Linked DNA regions of Homo sapiens: region 1 is linked to region 2. Evidence: chromatin loops called from intact Hi-C (ENCODE). Cell type or tissue: mammary epithelial cell. All regions are shown on one strand. Links, peaks and the distances in the headings refer to the core of each region. The heading gives the core; the rest is flanking DNA.

Region 1 (8,299 bases), core at 300-8,299, 200 kb before region 2:
GTGGAGGCACATGCCTGTAATCCCAGCTACTCAGGAGGCTGAGGCAGGAGAATCACTTGAACCCGGGAAGGGGAGGTTGCCATGAGCAGAGATTGCATCATTGTACTCCAGCCTGGGCAACAAGAGGAATCCCAGCTCTTTGGGAGGCCGAGGCGGGCGGATCACGAGGTTAGGAGATCGAGACCATCCTGGCTAACATGGTGAAACCCCGTCTCTACTAAAACTACAAAAAATTAGCAGGGCGTGGTGGCGGGTGCCTGTAGTCCCAGCTACTCGGGAGGGTGAGGCAGGAGAATGGCGTGAACCCAGGAGGCAGAGCTTGCAGTGAGCCGAGATTACACCACTGCACTCCAGCCTGGGCGACAGAGCGAGACTCCGTCTCGAAAAAAAAAAAAAAGAAAATGGGTTTTTAAAAGCAAGAATAATAATTTGTCAAATGAGCAATAGAAGGGTGTACTGACAGATGGAAACATTGGTTTCTCCATAGGTGTGGGAATAGGACAAGGGAATGAAGAAATTTAGTTGGTACTGTCAGAGAATAACTGAATGGACAATTTTACTTCAGGATGGCAAGAAGTTAATGGTTTCAGTTCAGATCAAATTTTGAAGTATTACAAATCTGAAAATGGTGGGTGGAATAAGTACTTAACACTGTTAGATACATATGCCAACATTAGTGCTATGTAAAATTGAAATTAGAAGAGAATTTGACAATATCCCCTGCATGACAGTGTGGTTAAGCGTTAAAATTTCCACCTACAGGGAGAGAGAAAAGTGGGAAAGATTGGGGGTGACAATAACTGTGTCAGCAATATTTAGGATTTTTAAAGATAGAGTTGTCAGTATGAAAGCCGTGTGATAACTGAGCATAATGCTCAGTTGGAGGAAAAGCCCAACAGGATAAATTGCATTGAGTGCCATATTTGATCAAAAACATGAAACACTTTAGTAACAAGATGATGAATGTTTTAATGATGTCAACACTTAATTAACCAATTTATGCCTAGTGTTCCATTATTGGAACGCTAAGCTTGTGGGAGTTATTTCTATCCCACTGCTCAAGGTCATCGTCAAGGTCTGATTTTTCACAAGAAAGTTTTACAACCTCTGGCATAAATGGGTTAAAACTGCAAATTAGGGCAATGTGAACCTGAAATACATTGAAATGTTTTTTAGTTGAGTAAAATTCCAAGCCCTTGCTTACCATCCCCTTATCTCTCCAAATAAAAAGGTCATATTCATCGAAAGTCAGCAGGATCTATACAATTGATTTATATATACCCAAATTGTGTTTTTTGCTAACATTGATTTAGACCTCATAATTATTCCCAGACTGTACTGAGAAACAAAAAGTGATAATTTGTCAAACAGCTTGATTATGTTTAGAATCTGGAATGCACCAGGAGTGGTGGTGCACACCTGTAGTCCCAGCCACTCAGGAGGCTGAGGCAAGAGGATTGCTTGAGCCCAGGTGATTGAGGCTACAGTGAGCTATGATTGTGCCACTGCACTTTAGCCTGAGCAACAGAATGAGACCCTGACTCTAAGAAAAGAACAAAAGCAAAAACAAAAAAGCCAGAAGAAGATTGGAGGATTATCTAATCTTGCCCTTATTGTCCTATAAGTGCAATTTTTTCAGGGTCAAAATTAACAAATAGGTAATTTTATGAAAACTAGTCTGCTTACTGAAATTTATATTGTGCAGATTTGTATTTGAGATAGCTGAAACTAATTATGGTAAACAAGGCCTAAGTTATGAAAATATTACCTATTAGATCATGATATTAATTACCATATGGCTTTACTAAGCCATAAACATTTATTGTAAAGAGTTCCACTGGTTTGTGCTCCCATATGGTCTTAAACATTTCTGGTTAATACCAGACTATTATGGCATTATAATTCAACATTTCCTCAAGTCTCTAGTGGAATAAGAATATAAAATTACTTAGGTTTTTCTTGAGTTTTTTGGGAGTTGGAGGGGATGAAGATTAATCTCTATTGCTCTAGATATTAATATAACTTTTAAAAAACATTGGTTATAATGTTTTAAAAAAAATGAGGCATTGGAATTACATACAAATTTCACTCAACCCATGTGGATTTCCCTGCGTAGAAATTGTACTGTGGCTGAAGTTTTAATCCTTGCTAAGTGGGGTAGTGCATGGATTACATCCCCATGCCTGAGATGGTGGAGCCCCCATTTTCAGGAATTATCTGAATTCCTGGATTTATGAATGTTAATCTGGATCAGCATTTTTTTTTTTTTATTTTTTTTTGGAGACGGAGTCTTGCTCTGTCCCCCAGACTGGAGTGCAGTGGTGTGATCTCGGCTCGCTGCAATCTCCGTCCACCACAATCTCCGCCCCCCGGGTTCAAGCGATTCTCCTGACTCAGCCTCCCAAGTAGCTGGGACTCTAGGCATACGCCACCATGCCCGGCTAATTTTTGTATTTTTAGTAGAGACGGGGTCTCACTGATGATCCACCCGCCTCGGCCTCCCAAAGTGCTAGGATTACAGGCGTGAGCCACTGCGCCCAGCCTGGGTCTGCTTTTTATTGGTTCGCTGCAACATGGAAAAAAACCAGAGACAGTGTAGTGAATTATTTTTAGTAAATGTGAATTTATATAACTTACAATATAGTCTTATATTCCTGCATCATGTACTTCCTACTTGGTTGATGTTAAAAATCCTTTTTTTGTAAAAATGTAATTTTAAAATGTCCTTGGCAAAATATAAAGTTTGTCGATTCTAATTTGGACATCTAATTTTTGGGGGAAGTTTTACCAAATAGTGAAATCTCAAAGTCTGAAAATCACTAAATTTAAAATCAGTGAAATTGATATTGAACCCAATTTGAAGGCTTGATGCATTAAAATTTAATACTTAATAATATCAACCAAGTTCTTTTCAGATCATTAAAAGTGAAATCACAAGTTTTCAGTTTCTTCTAAACTACTGAAGAATTTAAATATGCATGAGGTGGGAAAAATAGGAATAAAGGAGCAGATATATTTTCTTGACCTACTATATTCTCTGTATCAGTGTCATCTCCAGCATCCTTTTTGAGAAACTATTTGGAGATAAAGAAAAATTAAGATTCTTACTAAGCTGCAAGTGAAAATCACTAATATGCCCTTGATTTTACAATAACTGATGCATATAAGTCATTCCCATTTTTGTTTCTTAGTAATTTTAAAGTTAATTTTCTCAATTAAGCTAAGTATAAAGGAGTGTTAAGGTGAAATTGTAAAATATTCATTGTTGCATAATCTCATTAAACCTCAGCTGTTTACATTGTATTCTGTTTCTTCCTCAGTGAGAAAAAGAAAGAAAAGGAGCGTGAAGAATTGTGGAAAAAATTGGAGGATCTGGAGTTAAAGAGAGGTCTTAGACGTGATGGAATAATTCCAACTTAACAAAAACAATGACAACAACATTACTAACCTGTGGAGTCACACGTTTATGTAGTAGAAGATGGAGCAACAGTTTTCTGTATTGTGCAACTTTACAGTAGATTTCACCTTTGTTTCATTATTACAGCAGCACTGTATATACCTGTCTCTAAGTAAAGGAAAAAACAAAATAAGGACTTCAATCCAAAGTTTGGACAGTAGATGGACTTCTCAGAACTTTGCAAACATAATCATTGTTCTCACCCTCTTTTAAAAAAAAAAATCGGTCTTCAAAGATCTGTTGATGAAATTGCTATGTTAAAATTCCATTATCGGGAGTTCCTTATTTATCACTAGCAGAGAGTATGATACAATTTTCAAATGTGAACAATCTTAAATTTAGCTTGTCTTTCTGCTAAGCTGTTAAATGTATTTATAGTAAAGGAAGAAAAAAAGACTGTCATTTCCTTATAAGTTTGTGTAACATCCTCCTCTGGATAACTTGACTGTAATTTAACATCTTTTTCTTTTGCACATCTTCCTGAGTTGAATGTCCACGTGGAATGGGGTCATGAATTATAAAAGTCCCTGATAAAAGTTTTGTTTACTGGGGTGAACATCTTTCCAGTAACCAGGTAGTCCTGGTACTCCTTTAGTTTTAAAATTAGGAGTTAAGAGAGAAGAGGTGATAAACATAGTAGGGAAGGGAATATCGGATTCATGCATCAGTTTATGGTGAATCCAAATCAATGTCTTGAATCCTTTGAAAACAGGCACTGGGACATCACAGGCTTCAGTACCTGACCAGTATTAGTTGCATATATCATTGAACACACATACCAGAGATGTTTTAGAAATGTGAGAAAAACATCCTTTTGGACCATTTGAAATAAGAAAGACAAACACTAAACAATACAACCATGAAATTGATCACCGGGATTGCAAATCTAATTGGGAAAAGAGTTGAGCAAACAGCTTGGACTGTTTGGAGTTGTTGCCTTACTTTTTAATATGTATTTATAAAGTATTCCAGCAAAAGAGGATGTAGCCTCTGGGAAAAAACAAACATGTTACAGTGTTTTTTGTAGATTCTCGTTCTATATCTCATCACAGCGCCAGCCCTGTTTTTAGCCGGAAAGGATTCAGGATAAACATTATTATGCATTCTGAATTGGATGCATATTCCTAACTACTGTATTTGTTACCAAAAGTGGTTCTACAAATGCTACTGAAAAAAATCTGGAAATTCCTAATGTCCTGAGTATTAATAATAAAGTTTAAAAATGCTTTTATATCAAAGGTGCATCGTGACCAAATTGTTTAAGAAAAAAAAACAAAAAAAACAAAATCTAGGGCTGTATTTTATATATATATATATATATATATATATATATATATCTTATTGGCTCTCTGCTTTGTATTTAAATGAAGAATCTTACATCTTGGGTAGGTAAACTGCTGATAAAATTTGTGTACAGTATGTACTTACCTAATGCAGTTGCATTATTACGTACTGAAAGATATGTGTTTGGAGGTTTATTTCCAGGATGCATTTGCTTGTTTTGGTCATGGCAGCAGTGAGTTGGTAATCCTAAACCATCACTTCCAGCAGTATTCATGGTATAGAGCTGATCTGTGTTCATATGTTGAATTGTGATAGTAGCAAACATGAACATATGAACTATTGTTGCTCTTAATAGAAATACAATATAAATATGGGCTTGTATATTTTCTTCCTTACATTTAAATATAAAGTAGAATACGCAGTTTTATTATTTTCAAGAAAAAGAAAGAGAAGCTGCTGACCTTTCTCCCCCATAAAGTTTTTCAGGATGATCAGGTCACAGTGTGTACGTAAGAGTCAGCTAATTATGGATATTGTCATCTCGGTAACTTTGTAAAAAAACAAACAAAACTGGCATTGTTAATTCCAAAAAGAAAAAAAAAAGCAGTAAAAAAAAAAAGTCATATGCAACACCAGACGCAACATGGTTTAATGGAATTAATAGTTTTTTTTTTTTTTTTTTTAAAGAACATTGATGGGGATTCACTGTAAAGTTGGCAGAGGCTGCCAAAGACGAAACAACTGACTTTAAAAATGCTGGAACAATGTGATAAAAAATAAATTTGTAACAAATCTTCTCCTTTTTAGCCCTTGTCATTTTAGCCCTTTAGTTTCAACTCTGCATTATATTTAGTTTATATAGTGTAAACTTTTGTTTGCCATTAATTCATCTTTTTAGGTAGAAGACATTAAAATCACAGGTTTATGAAGAATCTCTGCTCATTGGAATGAAATGCAGTCATTTGAAATGAGAAAGGCCAGGATCCTTTTTTGTACCTTACCCTGTCTTCAAGAGTAAAGGTGAACACTTACAGCTCTCCTCCTTGATGTCAATTTTGTATGTTGATCATTCCAAACTGAGAAGAATAAAGCCACATTTTAGACATATTTATAGAATCAATTAAAGCTATATGTCTAAAATTCGTAGGGCAACTTCTGAGAAGAAACACCGTCTTTTTCTTTTTTAATGGAAAGTGACAATGTGACATTAGTCATGTTGTGTGCGGTGACGCAGAGTAACTGAGGTAATCTGACTGTTGCACTATGTGACATATTTCAGGACGTACTTGCTGCATTTGCAGCAGCCCTCTCTCTCTGTCCCTTCCCACAATTCTGCTGTTGCTGCAACTTGAGTTAATTGTGACAAATGCATCTTTGTGTTATATTTTGTTTGCTTCATAATTTCCAGAACTATATATAAATATATTTTTTAAATAGCAAATATTGTAGTTAGTGAGTGATGATCACTCCAACCTTATCCTTACCATATTGGTTTCAGGGATAGGATTAAGAGTGTCTTTGGAAGAGAAAAATACACACAACCCTGTGGTTTAGAATGACGCTGAGGCCTTAGGCTGTGGGCCTAGAACAACTATGTGAGTGAATTCACCCATCTCATACTTTGAATCAAGCATGCATTCCTGTTTCTCATTGTGAAGTATCCCCAGTTGTTTTCCTTCAGTGTTGAGTTTTTGTCCTTTTAAATTTTATTATATTTTGCTCTCCCTAACATTTGACTGTTTTTTATAAAAGAAAAGAAAAAAAAAGAAATAAATAATACCCTCGATGCCACTGGATACTCACAAGCAGGGTTATGCTCCTTCATCTTGGGCTTGTTTGCCTAAATGAAAGGGTTTAATTTATTTTGTACCTCCTATGCGTGGGATAGTCCAGGGTGCAGAGCCAGGACTTGCTTGTAATTGCACCTGCTATACTTAAATGTATAGCCCTAGGCTCAATCACACTATGGAAAGAAACAAAAAAAGTATATTTAGAGCTTTAAAAGCTTTTTTATTTTTTTGTGGGGATGAGGGTGGGATGGGAAAGGGATGTATGGATGTTATTGGCATTTTTAAGTGTTTAGAGTTTTTTGGGGTTTGGGGTGGTTTTTTTTCCTTGTTTTCCTTTTTTCCTTTTAATTGGATGCACTGACCTGGCCCAGGAAATGAAGAGATTCTCTTTTGATGCTATTACCAATGTTATCATAAAGTGACAGTCACCTGTAACAAAAAGGTGGCACCAGACATGATCACTGATGTTTTATTTGCACATCAATATTTTTATTTTTGTATTCTGGCTCAGCTGCTTCTCTGAGTGGAGTTAAGGAATGAGCCACAAAGATTTTTGTAGTAGGTATATTGGCATTGCATTTTATATTCCTCTATATTTAATTTTGAAAACCTAAAAGAAGGATTGTGCATCTTGAGAGAAAGTTGAGCAAATTGTGATCTAGCGGAATGTTAATTTGTGCTGCTTCTTGTGCACGATAGCAGCAGTAGTATCTCTCTTGGAAATAAACATCCCATATTATGATGTCTATGAATATAGGTTTCCTTTTCTTCCTTCCCTCCCTCCTTCCCCCACCTTTCTCTTTTTTTTTTCTCTCTCAGCTTCTCTTTTCCTCCTTCCCTCTTCCCTTCCTCTTTCTTTACTTTTTTTGAAATCACTTATTGTAAATAAGTTGTAATCCAAACCTCATGTATCAATGGGGAATTTTCAAATATAAATATTACCAATGCATTTTCTGGTTGTTGTCTGATTTTTGATTGAAGTATAATGAGAATGACATGTCTGTTGCTTTTGGTTTGAGGACTTCGCTTTAGCTTCATAAATCTTTTGGTATTTTAGTATTTCATTGTTTTAGCAGGAGAGGGCAGCAAAAGTTCATTTTCCCTGTTAGTAATGCTGTGGTTCATGATCGGTTTTAAATTTAGCTGTGTGTGTGTTTTTTTAAACAGCATCTCTTTGTGAGTAGAGGTAAAAATGAAACATTTTTGATATGAAAAGTTGCATATGAAAATTATAGACTGGTTCAACCAGACAGTGAAGACTTCTGATCCACATCAAACTTAAAATGCCACAAAACAATCTTCCACCTCTGGCTAAAACATGCTACTTCCTTTTCAAACACCACAAAATACAAGCTGAGTCTTAAACACTTGGAATTTAAAATGTTTTTCTTTGGAAATGATTTGCTTTCTTCAAAGTGGTAACAGAAACAAAAATGAAGGTGCTCCCCAAAAAGAAATGTAACCTTCCCCTTTCACAGATGTGTGAGAGGTTCTGTACTGTGGGTGCATCATAATAAAGAAGCAGTGAAGAGTTTTCAGGTGCCTGGCTGTTTTTGTTTGTTTGTTTCTGAACTCCGTGGCCTTTTGAACCATACAAATATTAGATTTGATTAACTTAGCTTTGAGGCAGTGGGGTTGGTATGTTCAGGCTTTCATTTTGAGAAGTCAGTTTATGATTATGAGTATGTAATATTGGGAAATGGTCCAGTATCGGTTGCTGTATAACATACTACTCCAAAAGTAGAGGCTTAGAAAAACAACAATTTAT
Region 2 (8,347 bases), core at 204-8,203:
CTTCCTGAAACACCCTTACAGACACACCCAGAAACAATGCTTCACCAGCCATCTAGGTGACTCAATCCAGTCAAGCTGACACCTAACATTACCATCGCAGTGCCTGACTGAGGAAGAAGGAGGAGGCCAGAATCTAGTCTGCTTCCCACACATCAGGCTGTGCCTGTGCAGGCCTAGGTCCAACTGGGAGAGGCATCTTACCAAATAACACAAAAATGTGGTGCACTTGCCAAGCACTGTGTCCACAGGTTTACCACAGTCTGCTTGGGATGCCTTTTCCTAGTTAGCATAAAGTGTTACATGGACCCTCCCTAACCCCATCTCGTACCTCCAACCTGGAGTCACTGCTCTTTCAGCTGCTGGGCCAGTTGTCTCCACATCTTAAGGATGGATCTACCCTGACTACAATCCAGTGAGTTTGCAGGACTCTGTCTAGGGGCCAGAGCACCAAGTCTAGCCTTGAACTTGTATCTCCATTATGATGAGGGAGGTTTTACCCTGGGATGTAGGCCTTGCACTTATACTCAGGAGATAGATTCTTGTCTTATTTCCTGAGTCAAATTAACATCTCTGCTACCTGCCTGGTATCTTGGTCCCTTTAGAGTCAGGGACCTGTGCTAGTCTGGCCCTCGGCATGCCAGAGATTCACGCAGTGCTCCTTCCCCCCAGCCTGGCTGCTGAGCCCTGTCTCCCCAGTGGTTCTTTTCTCTACGCATCTCTGAATGTGACTGCTTTAGGGTGAATCTCCTCCTTCTTGTTCCACCCACCTGCCAATTTGTGTTATGCTCCTGATGTTGACAGCTTGCCTGGACCACTTCCTTTCTCTATAGCCTTGAACCCTGCAGACACTGGATTCTGCCTCTTGGGCTGAACTTCTTCTTGAGGCCTCTCCATTGGGTGGCTCTGTCTTTCCTAGGCTTCCTCATCTTGATGCAAGGAAGAAGGTACACACTTGGCCATGCATGGTCTGAGATGTAACAATTAGTTTTAGGAAGTGCCTACTTCTGTGAGCAAATAATCAATTACCTGTCATAGCAGCCACTCTTTCCTGAAACTGCCTTCCAACCAGGTGTGCAGTTTCTGAAATTCTACCAATGGCTTTACTTCCTCCAGGTGTCTTCTGGAGGAGTAAGGAACCGTGACCAGACAGACACAAATACATATGGCCATTAGTAATATCATTACCAAGCTAACTACAGGAATCCAGGGCAGTATGCAGGCATAAGAGGTCCAGGAAGAGCAGAACAGAAGACAGTTGTGTGGAGAGCAAGTGAAGAGAGGCACTGAAGACAAACTCTCCCATCCTTCTGACTTTACCTGGTCCCAGTCCTGGGTGAGCAACTCACATAACCTTAGGCTTTGAGATGGTTTGGCCTATCATGGGCCCTGAGAGAATATTGGACAAAAATGTTGTTCTTTAGAGTTTATGGAGAAAGAAACAGAAACAGGATTTGGTTATTATTTTGAAGTGGGCAGAAAAACTGAGGAGCAACCTAACTGCACCATTCAATAGATTATAATGCAAACAAGGACCAGAAATGGCTACTGTCAGAAGTGAGTGAGAAACAAAGCCTGGGGAAAGGATGTAGGATCACAGGTAAGTCAAACAGCAGTTAGTCCTCATGCCACTGACATTCAGCTTTCAGTATAATGTAGACCCTCCCACAAATACCTCTCTAGGACAAGCTGTAGCATTTCATGTCCTCTATGTTATTAAGTTATGGGCAGTACCAGCTGAGGGGAAGAACTTAATATGTGATTGACAGGTCCTTAAGTGGGAGGTGAAGACCTCCTGATGATTTTCTTGAAGCATTAGGATTGCTTCGTAAAAATTTTAACCCACCTTGGGAGGTGATCCAGCATGGCTGGAATGTGGCTTTGGTGTCAGCCACTAGTGGGTTCTTTCTAGTCCTGGCTTAACTGCTTACTAATTGTATGTGCTTGAGCACTTAACCTAAGCCCCAGTTTCCTCATCTGTGAATTGGGTGTGATAATAGTTCCTAGGTCATAGGGTATTGTGAAGATTGCATAGAATCATGTATTATTTCATGGTATGGTATTACAAAGCTCCAAATAGAATGTCTAGCAGAGCAAAAGTATTTGTGAGTGGTGCCTCTGTTTTTATTAGATGAATTGCCTATTTTCCCACAAATGACCTGGTCGTACTTCTCTTAGCAGAGCTTCTCCAAAAAAGTCAGATCCCTTTCATTTCTAAGTCTTCTGGTATATGAAAAAGTGAAATACCAAAGCATCTATATAGTTTACGTAATTGCATTGAACAAATCAATGATGTTAACATAAGCGCTCACATGCGATGCATCATGTAACACAATTGTGTTATTCATAAGATCCTGGTGCCCTACAGGGTGGTCATCCAGGGTTGAAAGTTCCAGGGTTGAAAGTTGGGAGGGACCCAAGTTTCAAGTTATGTGGAGAATGTCCTTCAGTCCCATTTTTGTCTTTCTGTAACTAAATGTTTAATATCATTTGGAGTTTAAGGTGAAAAGTCTATGTTTGAAGCTTGAGCTAATGGCTCTGCTAGCCCCTCATGTAGGAAGACCAGACTGTCTGAGAAATCCAAGCTGTACAGACCACTAATCTGTTTATTTCTGGTGGTAGAAATCATAGAGCTTCTGCTGTTCTCCATCAGTGTAACAAGGACACTCAGTTGAGGCTGAACTCCTCTGTACATCAGGAAGATCTTAACTTGGGATCAGCACTGGATCAGGAATGAGGAGCACTGTTTCATGGGTGAAATTCATCACCCATCATTATGAGATATGGAGGAAGGTGCTTCTCAGTGCCAGGCTTTCATGTCCTGGCATTCAATGAGGGGACCGGGGTTAGATCCTGCCTGAGGTCTCCACTCTAAATTTTTGTGATTCTATATATGCATGGAGTTTGCACATGTGCATGGGGCATGGTTTCTTGAAGGTTGAAGTAATCTAGCTGAGTAAAAGGTTTGATCTCAAAATGTTTGTATCAACTAAGTTAATCATAGCAATTTCTCCATAAAATAATTAAAGTTAATGGTTACCTTTAGAACTACTGGCATCTTTACGAGATCCAAAACATCAGGGAAAGCAGCAGCTGGAGATGAAAGGAGAGTAAGGAATCAATTCTGAAAAGACCAATGGTTAGAAAGGAACGAGTCTGGGGTAAAAACCAATAAGGTCTTCAGATGCAGCCTTGAGACCTCATCAGATATTTTCCGTGTAGTCCTTACTTCATTCAATTCCACTGAGTTTCCTTTTTAGCTTTTATTATTCACCTCTCTGTGCATTCATTATTCCACTTTTTTCTTTTAATTTTTATAATGCAAGGTTTAAAAAGACAGATGCTGGAATATTCTTGGGCAAGAAGATAATGAAGTCTGTGAAACAATTATGTCTGTTCTTATTTTTCCTCTCTGCCGGCACTGATCAATTGGAAAGTAGGAAAATATTTTTCAGCAAATAACTCACATATTTAGACATGCCTAACTGTTTAAATAAGGGATGAGAAAATAATAAGTGTATAACTATTTGGAGAAATAGTTAAACGTCTATTTTTAAGGTCTTTTGTAAAAGTGATTAATGCATTAAAAATAGGAGAGATGTGTAATCAGAGGAAAAGATTAGAAAGAAAAAAAACAAGATTATGCTCTGATTTTAAAAGTTTGAGAAATAAAGCATGTAGAAAAAGTTTTATAAGCAATTAAATTCTTTAATTTGTTTGAACAAAAATGTCTTTTGGCTAGAGAGACAGACTTCTTTATAAAATATCATTCACATTAGTTATTCAAAGATAATGGGACATTTACTATAATTCTAGATCAAGGCAGGTCCTAGGATGGCTTATGAGTCTGCCAGTTGCGGTTCTAAAACTTAACCCTTAACAGTTTTATTCCTTTAGGTCCTGAAGACCTTTTGTCCTTCTGAAGTTTCCAGTAAAAATGTAATGATTTCTGGATGGTATGGTTTACGTGTTTTAAGGGCAAAGGTGGTATCTCAGGGTGGCACCATGGCTGGAGAGGGGATGGAGGAGAATAATTCTTTCTATTTCACACATGTAGCTAGTGCTGTGTTCCCTGGGGCTGTGCAGAGGCTCAAGGCTGAGAGACAGAACAATAAGACTCATTAATTCAAATTCTGAGGGTTATCTTGATCAGAAGGGCAGGGACTCATTCTTGGATAGTGAAAGCATAGATTCCAGGGAAAAGAGTAATGACCCCTAAGTGCCTGGAATACTTGCCATTACCATTCATAGAGATTTCTTTTGTTCGCAACTGAATTCAACCTACTGTCTAGAGAGTTACTAAGTGAATCCGGGGAGGTAAAAATCCAGTTCATGTCTTTGCCTAGGGGGTCACTGGGTATCTTTCTCCACCTAGTGGCCAATGCCTCCTCATAAAGCTAAAAGACAATTGGTTATTATGGCAATGAAACAAGTGAGGTTTCTTGTTTTCCAATACTAGGCTATCAAATCACAGAATGAAGACGACGTTTAAGCATATGTTTGGAAAAGCCAGTGGGTGTATTAATAATTAGGTTGGCTTGCATAGCTTCCTTTGTTGAGATGACATGCCTTGCATTCTAGTGGAGAAAAAGCAGTTAGGAATGCTTGCTGATCAAGTAATGCACACAAATAGAGTTAAAGCTTGCGGCCAATTCCATAATATGAAATTTTCATACCATAAAACCCACTTTTCAAGAAGAGAAACAGATGAGGAGGATTAAAGAATTTTCAATTATTAGTTTTGCATGATTTTTGGATAATCTGTGTCTACACTATAGGTGCTCAAAAAGCGTATCACATTGAATTGAATTTAATAGATTTTCCTGTGCTTCAGTTTCTATTCATTACTCTTATTGTTTCTACTTTTCCAAACTAAAATCATATTCCATTAAAAACAAATACATCCTAAAGAAAGCATGTAATTAAGTTTTTTAGTTGTTTTCATGTTAGTCTCTGCAGCATTTGACACTGCTTTACACACTCTCCTTCTGGAAACTTTCCTCTTTCTCTCTGCTCTGGTTTTCATGACACCACCCTCTCCTGCTTGCCTCCTACTTCCCTGGCAGGATTATTCTACCGAGTTTGCTTTCCAGCATCACTCTCCTTTCATGTTCCCTTAGATACCACTGTTGCCTGAGGCTCTGGTCTTAGCCCTCTTATTTTCTTCAATGAATTTTCCTTCTTCTAGGATCACACATCAATATTTGAACTTTAATGCAGATACTGATGGTTCCCAAGTCTCCACCTCCAGCTCTCACTCATTCTCCCTTGAGTTCCAGACAAAAATTCCCCTCTATTTGTTAGATCTCTCCACCACAATATCCTGTGGGCACCTAGAACCCTGTGGAATCCTAGTTGAGCTCATTATTTTATGCTCTTCTGTGACTTGCACTATTGCCTGAATCTTCTATCTGGGTATGTGTCAACATTATTTAGTCTTCAGGATCCAAAAGGTGAATGGTGTTTACCTTCCTTACATTTCAGCGTTGATTCTGATACTACTACTACTACTAATTAGAATTTTCAAGCAGATGCTATTTTTCATACCCTGTGCTTAGCATTTCATGCATCACACCAGATAATTTCTTTTTTTCTTTTCTTTTCTTTTTTTTTGTTTTTTTTTTTGAGACAGAGTCTCCCTCTTGTCGCCCAGGCTGGAGTGCAGTGGCATGATGTCAGCTCACTGCAACCTCCGCCTCCCGGGTTCAAGCGATTCTCCTGCCTCAGCCTCCTGAGTAGCTGGGATTACAGGTGGGCACCACCCTGCCCAGCTAATTTTTGTATTTTTAGTAGAGATGGGGTTTCACTATGTTGGTCAGGCTGGTCTCAAACTCCTCACCTTGTGATCCCCCCGCCTCGGCCTCCCAAAGTTCTGGGATTACAGGCTTGAGCCACCGCACCCATCCCCACACCAGATAATTTCTGAACCCCAAGCCGCAGTGCATAGATCAGCTTGGTTTTAGTGCGGCTGCAGTGGGAATCTCTGTGTTTGAGGCCATCATTCCCTCTCAAGTATATGCCTTAGCTTTCCTGCCTCACGGCTTCTTCTGAAGCTGGGGAAGGTTGCCCAGTCAGTGAACAAGCCAGCCAGTTTGTGCAGAGAAGTTAAAGCTCCCAGGAGTGAACCTCAACAAACGCAGATTGGAAGTTAGTGTATAAACGCATCAGCTTCTCATCCTTAAGAGAGACAGTTTTGAGGACCATTCTATAAGGTTCCTCAGAAATTCCCCTGGAGGATTGAGCTGCAAGTGCTCAGCATGATAACCAGCCCACCAGTTCATCCTTAGCTGGCATGGCATTTCTCCCTCCCTGACTCACTCTTCCAACTCCTCCCTCCACTCTTTCACCTCCCCAACAAGCTACCTGATCCTAAGACCCATCTCAGGGTCTTCTTTCAGGAGAACCCAAATTCAGACATACTATGTAATTCTTACAACTGACCTTCCTCTGAGATAATACTATCCTTTCCTGAGGGAACTGAGGCACAGAGGTTACTAAACTTGCCTAGGGTTATTAAACCTACTAGTTGAAGAGCTGGGATTTGAGCACAGGCAGTCTGACTCCAGAACCTGCTGTCTGCCAAAACAATGATCTGAAGAGTACATGAAAAATAGCTGTGCACTTCTAACTGATTGGCCTTGATACGTATGTATCATTGTCCCTTCTATATTGAGATATTTTATCTCAGCTTTTTCCAGTTTTGAGAATTCTCAGCAGATTTTTCATTTGATATCAAGTAGAATGGAAAGATTCACAGTGTAAAAAACCTGTACAACTGAAAAGAAAACAAAGTAGACATATTTAAAAATTTTAAATTATATGCTGTCAAATTATGGTTATATATGTTTATAGGGTACAAAGTGATGATTTATGAATACAATATGTAATGATTAAATCAAGCAAATTAATATATCCATCACCTCAAACATTTAATATTTTTTGTGATGAGAACATTTAAAATTTATTCTCTTAGTGATATTGAAATGTATGGTACTCAATTATTAGTTATATTCCTCGTGCTGTGCATTAGGTCCAAAAAAATCGAACGTATTCCTTTTATCTAACTCAGGCTTTGTACCCTTTGACTATTGTCTCCCCATTCCTCCTATGTCCTCCAGCCTCTCTGTTAACCACCATTCTACTCTCTGCTTCTATGAGCTCAGTTGTTTTAGGCTCCCCATATTAAGTGAGAACATGTCTATTTGTCTTTCTGGCTTATTTCTCGTATCATAATATTCTCCAATACCGTCCATGTTGTCGCAAATGATATAATTTCTTCTTTTTTCATTGTGTATATGTACCACATTTTCTTTCTTTGTCTGTTGATGGGTATTTAGGTTGATTGTTTAATTTGGCTATTGTGAATAGTGCTGCAGTGAACACGGAAGTTCAGACATTTCTTTGACACAATTAATTATTTCAAACCTTCAGCTAAATAATCTAGAAGTGGGATTGCTGGATCATATGGTGGATCTATTTTCAGTTCATTGAGAAAGCTCCATACCATTTTCCATAATGGTTGTATTAATTCACATTCCCACCAACAGTATAAAAGTGTTCTCTTTTCTCCACTTCTTTGCCAACACTTATTTTTTGTCTTTTTGATAATAGCCAATTCTAACAAGCATGAGATGCTATCTCATTGTGGTTTTAATTTGCATCTCCCTAATAATTAGTGATATTGAGCATTTTTTCATTAATTTGTTAGTCATTCATATGTTTTCTTTTGAGAAATGTTTATTCAGAACTCTTGCCCATTTCTTAATTGGATTACTATTATTTTCTTTCTATAGAGTTGTTTGAGTTCCTTATATATTTTTGAAATTAATCCTTTATCGGATGTATGGTTTGTAAATATTTTCTCTGAATCCACAGGTTGTCAAAATCATTGTTCAGACCAATGTCATGTAGTTTTCCCTGCTACGTTTTCTTCTAGTAATTTTAAAGTTTCTGGTCTTATGGTTAAGAGTTGAGTTGATTTTTGTATATATTGTGAAATAAGGGTCTCAGTTCATTCTTTTGCATATGGATATCCAGTTTTCTCAACACTATTGAAGAGGATGTCCTTTTCCCATTGTATATGTGTCCAAAATCAATTGATTGCAGATGTATGGGTTCATTTCTGGGCTCTCTCTTCTGTTCCATTGATCCATGTGTCTATTTTTATGCCAGCACCATGGTGTTTTAGTACTATTGCTGTGTAGTATAATTTGAAATAGGTAGCGTGATGCTTCTAGCTTTGTTCTTTTTGCTTGTTATTGACTTGACTATTCAATATTTTTGTGGTTCCATATAAATTTTAGGAGTATTTTTAATGTATTTATAAAAATTACATTGGAATTTTGATAGG

The links. A loop is a pair of places that touch in the nucleus more often than their neighbours do. Peaks named below come from ENCODE experiments on the same cell type or tissue, not always from the same donor. Only the 100,000 strongest peaks of a DNase experiment are listed, where the experiment ranks them.
Region 1: a loop joins it to region 2, with 4 times the contacts of the local background. A loop is called at or near these places in 11 of 110 quality-filtered maps.

What each region holds. Positions count from the first base shown.
Region 1 is chr14:63,371,130-63,379,428 of GRCh38, reverse strand. PPP2R5E (protein phosphatase 2 regulatory subunit B'epsilon) reads left to right here. Exons shown (of 14, transcript NM_006246.5): 14 at 3,321-8,065. The coding sequence ends at 3,420. Among named protein-coding and RNA genes, the nearest start is that of GPHB5, 56 kb to the right of the region's middle. In mammary epithelial cell, for the core only: no CTCF peak of the experiment used is centred there; a DNase peak (open chromatin) is centred at 3,428.
Region 2 is chr14:63,170,875-63,179,221 of GRCh38, reverse strand. LOC105370531 (LINE-1 retrotransposable element ORF1 protein-like) reads left to right here and starts at 1,513. Exons shown (of 4, transcript XR_943934.4): 1 at 1,513-1,597. It overlaps LOC105370530 (a long non-coding RNA gene), which reads right to left and starts at 852. Exons shown (of 2, transcript XR_943933.3): 1 at 768-852. RefSeq lists a silencer at 5,754-5,929. In mammary epithelial cell, for the core only: a CTCF peak has its summit at 4,369 (motif pointing left); a DNase peak (open chromatin) is centred at 4,271; H3K27ac peaks cover 1,006 bases.